2 separate regions of the Mus musculus genome follow, and region 1 is linked to region 2. A link is a loop called in an ENCODE intact Hi-C map of the cell type or tissue named here. Cell type or tissue: gastrocnemius. All regions are shown on one strand. Links, peaks and the distances in the headings refer to the core of each region. The heading gives the core; the rest is flanking DNA. Region 1 overlaps Wnk1 (WNK lysine deficient protein kinase 1). Region 2 overlaps Ninj2 (ninjurin 2).

Region 1 (2,807 bases), core at 122-2,621, 190 kb before region 2:
AATACCTGTAAATGAACTTGCTTGAACTTTTTGCAACCTCTGAAGAACTGAGATTTCAGCTATACCAACACACCCAGTTTATGTGGTATGGCTGAATGAACCCAGGATTTTGTATTTTGTGCATACTAGTTAAGAACCAATTGATTCTGAGTTACACTCTAATATAGTTGTTGTTTCTTCTATTTCTTCTTCCTTTCCTCTTCCTTCTCTTCTTCTTCCTGGTGTGTAGTATCTGTAATCAACTCTAGCACTCTGGAGGCAGAAGCACATGTACTGCTTAATTCTAGGCCCATCTGGGGTTCCATAGCAAGTTCCAGATCAGCCAAGGCTACATAATAAGAGTATGTCTCCTATGGCTCTGGCATCATAATGCTCAGCTCTTACTTTACTTTTTAACATTTTTCATTACTTTTACATTTATTTGTTTCTTTGTTTAGGTTTTCTGAAGACAGGGCTTCTCTGTAATACTGGCTCCTAGCATCCATAATAAAACAGCCCACTACAGCCTGTAACTTCAGCTCTAAGGAATCTATCACCCTCTTCCCCACTACAAAGACTCCCATATGGCATACACTCACAGATATACACATTTATACATGAATTAAAAAAATAAATCGTGAAAACTTCCTAGTAGATTCATTAATTTTATGTATGTTTTTGCCTGTGTATCTGTGTGTGTACCACATGCAAACTTGGTGGCCACAGAAGTCAAAAGGTGTTTGATCCCTAGAACTGGAATTATACATGTTTGTAAACTACCACAGCCATGCTGAGAATCAGATATGGGTCCTCTGCAAAAGCAACAAGTGCTCTTAACCAATGAGTGCTCTAGCTCAATAGTCATGACTTTAAAAAACAAACAAACAACAAACAAATAAATAAGCAAGGAAGATACAAGTCAAACCATTGTAACGTGACAGACTGCTGACAAGCAACTAGGTATCTGTATCATTGAAAAGACTTTCAAGGTGTAGATAGACATACAACTATCACACAACTTTCTTTAAACCACTCAAGTATTTATCAAGTTTCAGACACTGTGCTACAAAGTAAAGTAGTAGAAGAAGCAGGTATATGAATAAGGAGCTTGAATGAATATCATCATACCCATCATCATCTTCATCCTCTCCAAGAGAGATGGAGATGACTCTCAGTGGTTAAGAGTGCTTGCAGAGGATCTGAGTTCAGCTTTCAGCATCCATGTCTAGTGCTTCCTCTGTTAATCTCATTTTAACCACTAGAGGGCAACCTTGACATTGATTTCTACTTCCTAAACTGCTCAATTTTAAAAATATCAATCAATATGACTTAAAATTAACTAGGTTTATTCAGCAACAAACTCATCCCAATAGCTACCAATAAATAATAACCTTATTATTTTATATACAAGAAGATTTTGTGGGTAGTAAAAACACATTGGTTGAAAGGATTATTTCTGTCATAGTAGACTAAACAACAAAAGTAAATATAAAACAAGAGATTTCTAGAAAATATTGATTGACTTACGTCTTAAGTGTTCCAGATGTCATTAGTTCAGTCACTAAAACAATGCATTTTTTCCCTTTTACTGTGGATTCCCAGGAATCATAGAATCGAACAATGTTGGGATGTTGAAGACCCTTTAACATTTCAGCCTCTTCTTTGAATCTCTGCCTTTCAGATTTTGTTAACTTTCGATCCTAAAAGGCAAAAAACAAAACAATGTGATTTAAAATGATAAAACACAAGTCACATAGCTATATTAGGATGCTAAATAAGCTGGTCAAGATGGCACATGGTGACAATCTCAGAAGTCAGGTAGCCCCAATGAGGCAGCAAGACTAAGTTCAAAACTTGTCTAAGCTGGGCGTGGTGGCGCACGCCTTTAATCCCAGCACTTGGGAGGCAGAGACAGAGATTATATTTTAGACATTAGAGATTATATTTAGATTTCTGAGTTCGAGGCCAGCCTGGTCTACAAAGTGAGTTCCAGGACAGCCAAGACTATACAGAGAAACCCTGTCTCGAAAAACCAAAGGGGGGGGAAAAAAAACTTGTCTAAATAAAATACGCCGGGCATGGTGATGCGCACCTTTAATCCCAGCACTTCTGAGGCAGAGGCAGGCAGATTTCTGGGTTCGAGGCCAGTCTGGTCTACAAAGTAAGTTCCAGGACAGCCAGGGCTATACAGAGAAAACCTGTCTTGAAAAACCTAAATAAATAAATCAATAGAAATGTGCTAATTATACGTTAATGATAAATAGCATTAAAATGAAACAGAAACACTAATAAAAGTCATTTGCGTGCCTTAAGAGTTGGAGAACACAGCCGGATGGTGGTGGCACACGACTTTAATCCCAGCACTTGGGAGGCAGAGGCAGGCAGATTTCTGAGTTTGAGGCCAGCCTGGTCTACAAAGTGAGTTCCAGGACAGCCAGGGATACACAGAGAAACCCTGTCTCGAAAAACCAAAAAAAAAAAAAAAAAAGAGTTGGAGAACAGAGTACTGTATCTTTAAGGAAAATGGATTATAAAGTGATGCTTGAAATTATTTATCATTAGTATCAATGTCAAAAATATAATCTCATTCCATAAAATACAGTTAACTTGTCACTTCCAAAATAAGTCAATAATTGTTAGAAACAGGCGATTAATGTCACAGAATAGTTATAGGCAAAGACTTAATAATCAGAGCTATATAGAAAAAAACATATCTTAGGTAAAAAACAAAAACAGTTAAATGATATATATCTTTGTATTAATTAGAACTTTCTATGAATATGCTGTATAATCTAACAAAATTGTTATCATAATCAAGCAATCTAGTA
Region 2 (2,807 bases), core at 1-2,500:
GACTCCATGAAAGAATGACTCATGCTGAATGGCTCTGCTCCCTGATCCAGCCCACATTCCCGGGCCTTTGTTCTGACCCGCCGGGGCTCCGGCCTTAAAGGGCCAGATCTCCCAAGGCACCACCCTGTTGCAACCCCATGACCCTCGCTTAGCCAGATCCCTGATGGAGTTTCTAGTGGGCTAGGGAGAAGAATGCTATACTGCAGGATTTAGGGCAGTAAGTGGTTCTCAACCTGTGGGTCGAGACCCCTGTATTAGAAACCATACATTTACATTATGATTCAAAAATTGCAGTTATAAGTAGCAATGAAAATAATTTTATGGTTGGGGGTCACCACAACATGAGGAACTTGTATTAAAAGGCCAAAGCATTAGGAAGGCTGAGAAACACTGGTTTAGGACAGCGGATTCCATTCTCAGACCCAGCAGGTCGGGGGAGAGGGGCGGGGGGGGGGGGGAGAGGCGGGGGTTGGGGAGATAGAGACGGTAGGGTGTAGGGAATCTTTTCCTCACTTGCCAAGAACCGAAGAGATCAAAGCAATTTCCTCCAGAGTCTCACAGCCCCTCCCTCTGAGCACACCTTCCTCCCAGGCTGCAGGTCTGCTGCTGTTCCCACCTGGGGATCCCTCCATCATCTCCCTCAGATCCAGCTTCCTGTTCCTTCGTTTTGGTTTGCTATCTTTCTGTTTGGCCCAGGATGGCCTTAAACTCAAAAGCCTCCTGCCTCTGCCTCCCATATGTTGACATTATGGGCAATACCACCAGGTTCAGTACCACTGGCTTTCTTAAACTGTTCCTTGCCAGCTGTGTCTGGTGGGTTCTAGGCTATCCACTTGTGTGTATTCAGGCTCCAATCTTCAGGTTCCACAATTCTGTCCTGTCATGTGGTGGGGCACTTCCTTGGGACTGAAATATCACTCTGACACCTAGTTCCCAAGCAGCTTCTTTGAACCTCGCACGCCACCCTGTGGACACAGGAGAACTGGCCTTCGGGAGAATAGCAGAGCTTCAAGCAAAATGAAAGCGAGACCTGAATTCTGAGAGGTCCACACCTTCTAAACCCACAGTTATCCCACATCCTCTGCAAAACAGGCTCTTAAAGCAACAGCAACAAAAGGTAGAGAAGCTGGAGGTGGGACTCGGTAGCAGAATGAATGGTGTGCATGTGTGAAGGCCTGGTAACACACACACACACACACACACACACACACACACACACACACACACGAGGCAAGCATGAGAGAGAGGGGATTAAAGTTGAGATTATGATACTTTTTTGTAGAAATTTGGAATGATGTTTCCCAGCATCTCCTGCTCTTCCAGGACTCCTTAACCCCCCAAGCCCCACCTACAGCCAATGTTAAACACCTGGCTAGAGGTTTGAGTTAAGGCTCTGCCCCTGAAAGTTTTTAGAGACAGCCAGTCTATCAACTCTCAAACCAGGTGTGAGCTGCTTTTGGAAGGAGGGGCAAAGTCCTGAAGGATGGTAAGGAAGGGCTTGAGAGGGGATGGGAAACAGCTCAAAGGTGGGGGGTTGGGAGATTGGGGAGTGGGGATTGGGGGGGCAGCCCATTGGAAAATGTTATCAAGTGAGCCATCTGTTGGTGTTCTCAGAGTGATTCAGACCAGGCCTTAAGCAAATGAGCCAGGGCCTTGGCCTATAGCCTTGGGTCGGATGTAACCATTGGCCTTCCCATGGAGTCTGGAAGAGGGTACTAGATCCCCCTAGATCTGAAGTTAGAGGTGGCTGAGAGCCACCTGTGTTGGCTGTGTCTTCGGTAAGAGCAGCAAGTGCTCTTAACAGTTAGAAGCATATCTCCACCTCTGGAGTTCAGCTTTTTCATTTTCATTTTTTAGTTCTGGGAGCTCGACTTGACTTTATCGTTCTCTAAATATGAATTTTGTAAAGTAGTTTATAATTAAGACATCCATTTGTCAAGGATTTCTAGCTTTGAAACAACTCTCGACACAGCGTTACAGCCTTGGAGTTTCCCGGTCCTTCCCCAGTCAGCTTCTAGCGGTTTTAGTTATTGATACAATGTTGTCAGCCCGGCCTACAAAGCTAATCTCCTCGTGAGATCACAGCACAGGAAGGGAGAGAGGAGCATGCTGTCAGGCAGAAACAAAGGCTCCCTCCTCATCCCAAGAAGCCAGCAATCCAAGGCGGTGGGGTGGTCGCTGTTCTAGCTCAGGGCTTCTGAGAGGCTTTCCCTCGCCCCAGGCCTTGTTGTCTAACAGTTGTGTGTAGGGTGCTATTTTAACCCCTAGGCGATGACTTCAAACAATGCCACTCTCTCTGTTCTCATTTAGCTCAGGGAAAGGATAAATGTTCTATTTTCACTAGGGCCACCCAAGTGTGTTCAATTAAAACACATTTGAACCTTGTATAGATTAATTAAAATTGTGCGGCTAGGGGAAAGTGTATCCTTGTGGAGGTCAGAGTTCAAAGCCGGGTGTTTTCCACAATCACTCTTCATTTTGAGACAGTCTCTCACCAGACCCGGTGTTCCCAGACTGACGGAGATTGGCTGCAGACTCCAGAATCCACCCATCTCTGCTCCCCAGTGCCTGGCGAGCATAACAGTGTGAACTTGGGTCTTCACTTTTGCAGTTCCCCAAGCTTCACTTGATCCTCCTGTCTCTCTCTACCGCTGGAGAAGGCCAGTGGGAGACTGGGAGTGAGTCCCTGGGACGGCCCTTCTTCCTGGCTGCCTGCCTACCAGGGACTCTAACTCCTCCAACAGGCCACCTGCTGATGGACTGGCCCAACCAGTTCCAGACCAGATTGGCACGGGCTACTCAACAGT

The links. Hi-C counts contacts between places; a loop is a spot of excess contacts. Peaks named below come from ENCODE experiments on the same cell type or tissue, not always from the same donor. Only the 100,000 strongest peaks of a DNase experiment are listed, where the experiment ranks them.
Region 1: it touches region 2 in a loop (7-fold over the local background); 33 of 42 quality-filtered maps call a loop at or near these places.

The regions. Positions count from the first base shown.
Region 1 is chr6:120,000,687-120,003,493 of GRCm38, forward strand. It overlaps Wnk1 (WNK lysine deficient protein kinase 1), which reads right to left. Exons shown (of 28, transcript NM_001199084.1): 2 at 1,507-1,679. Among named protein-coding and RNA genes, the nearest start is that of Mir706, 32 kb to the right of the region's middle. In gastrocnemius, for the core only: a CTCF peak has its summit at 1,234 (motif pointing right); no DNase peak of the experiment used is centred there.
Region 2 is chr6:120,192,421-120,195,227 of GRCm38, forward strand. All of the region lies in intron 1 of Ninj2 (ninjurin 2), which reads left to right. Among named protein-coding and RNA genes, the nearest start is that of Gm25327, 50 kb to the left of the region's middle. In gastrocnemius, for the core only: a CTCF peak has its summit at 971; a DNase peak (open chromatin) is centred at 956; H3K4me3 peaks cover 1,040 bases; H3K27ac peaks cover 1,196 bases.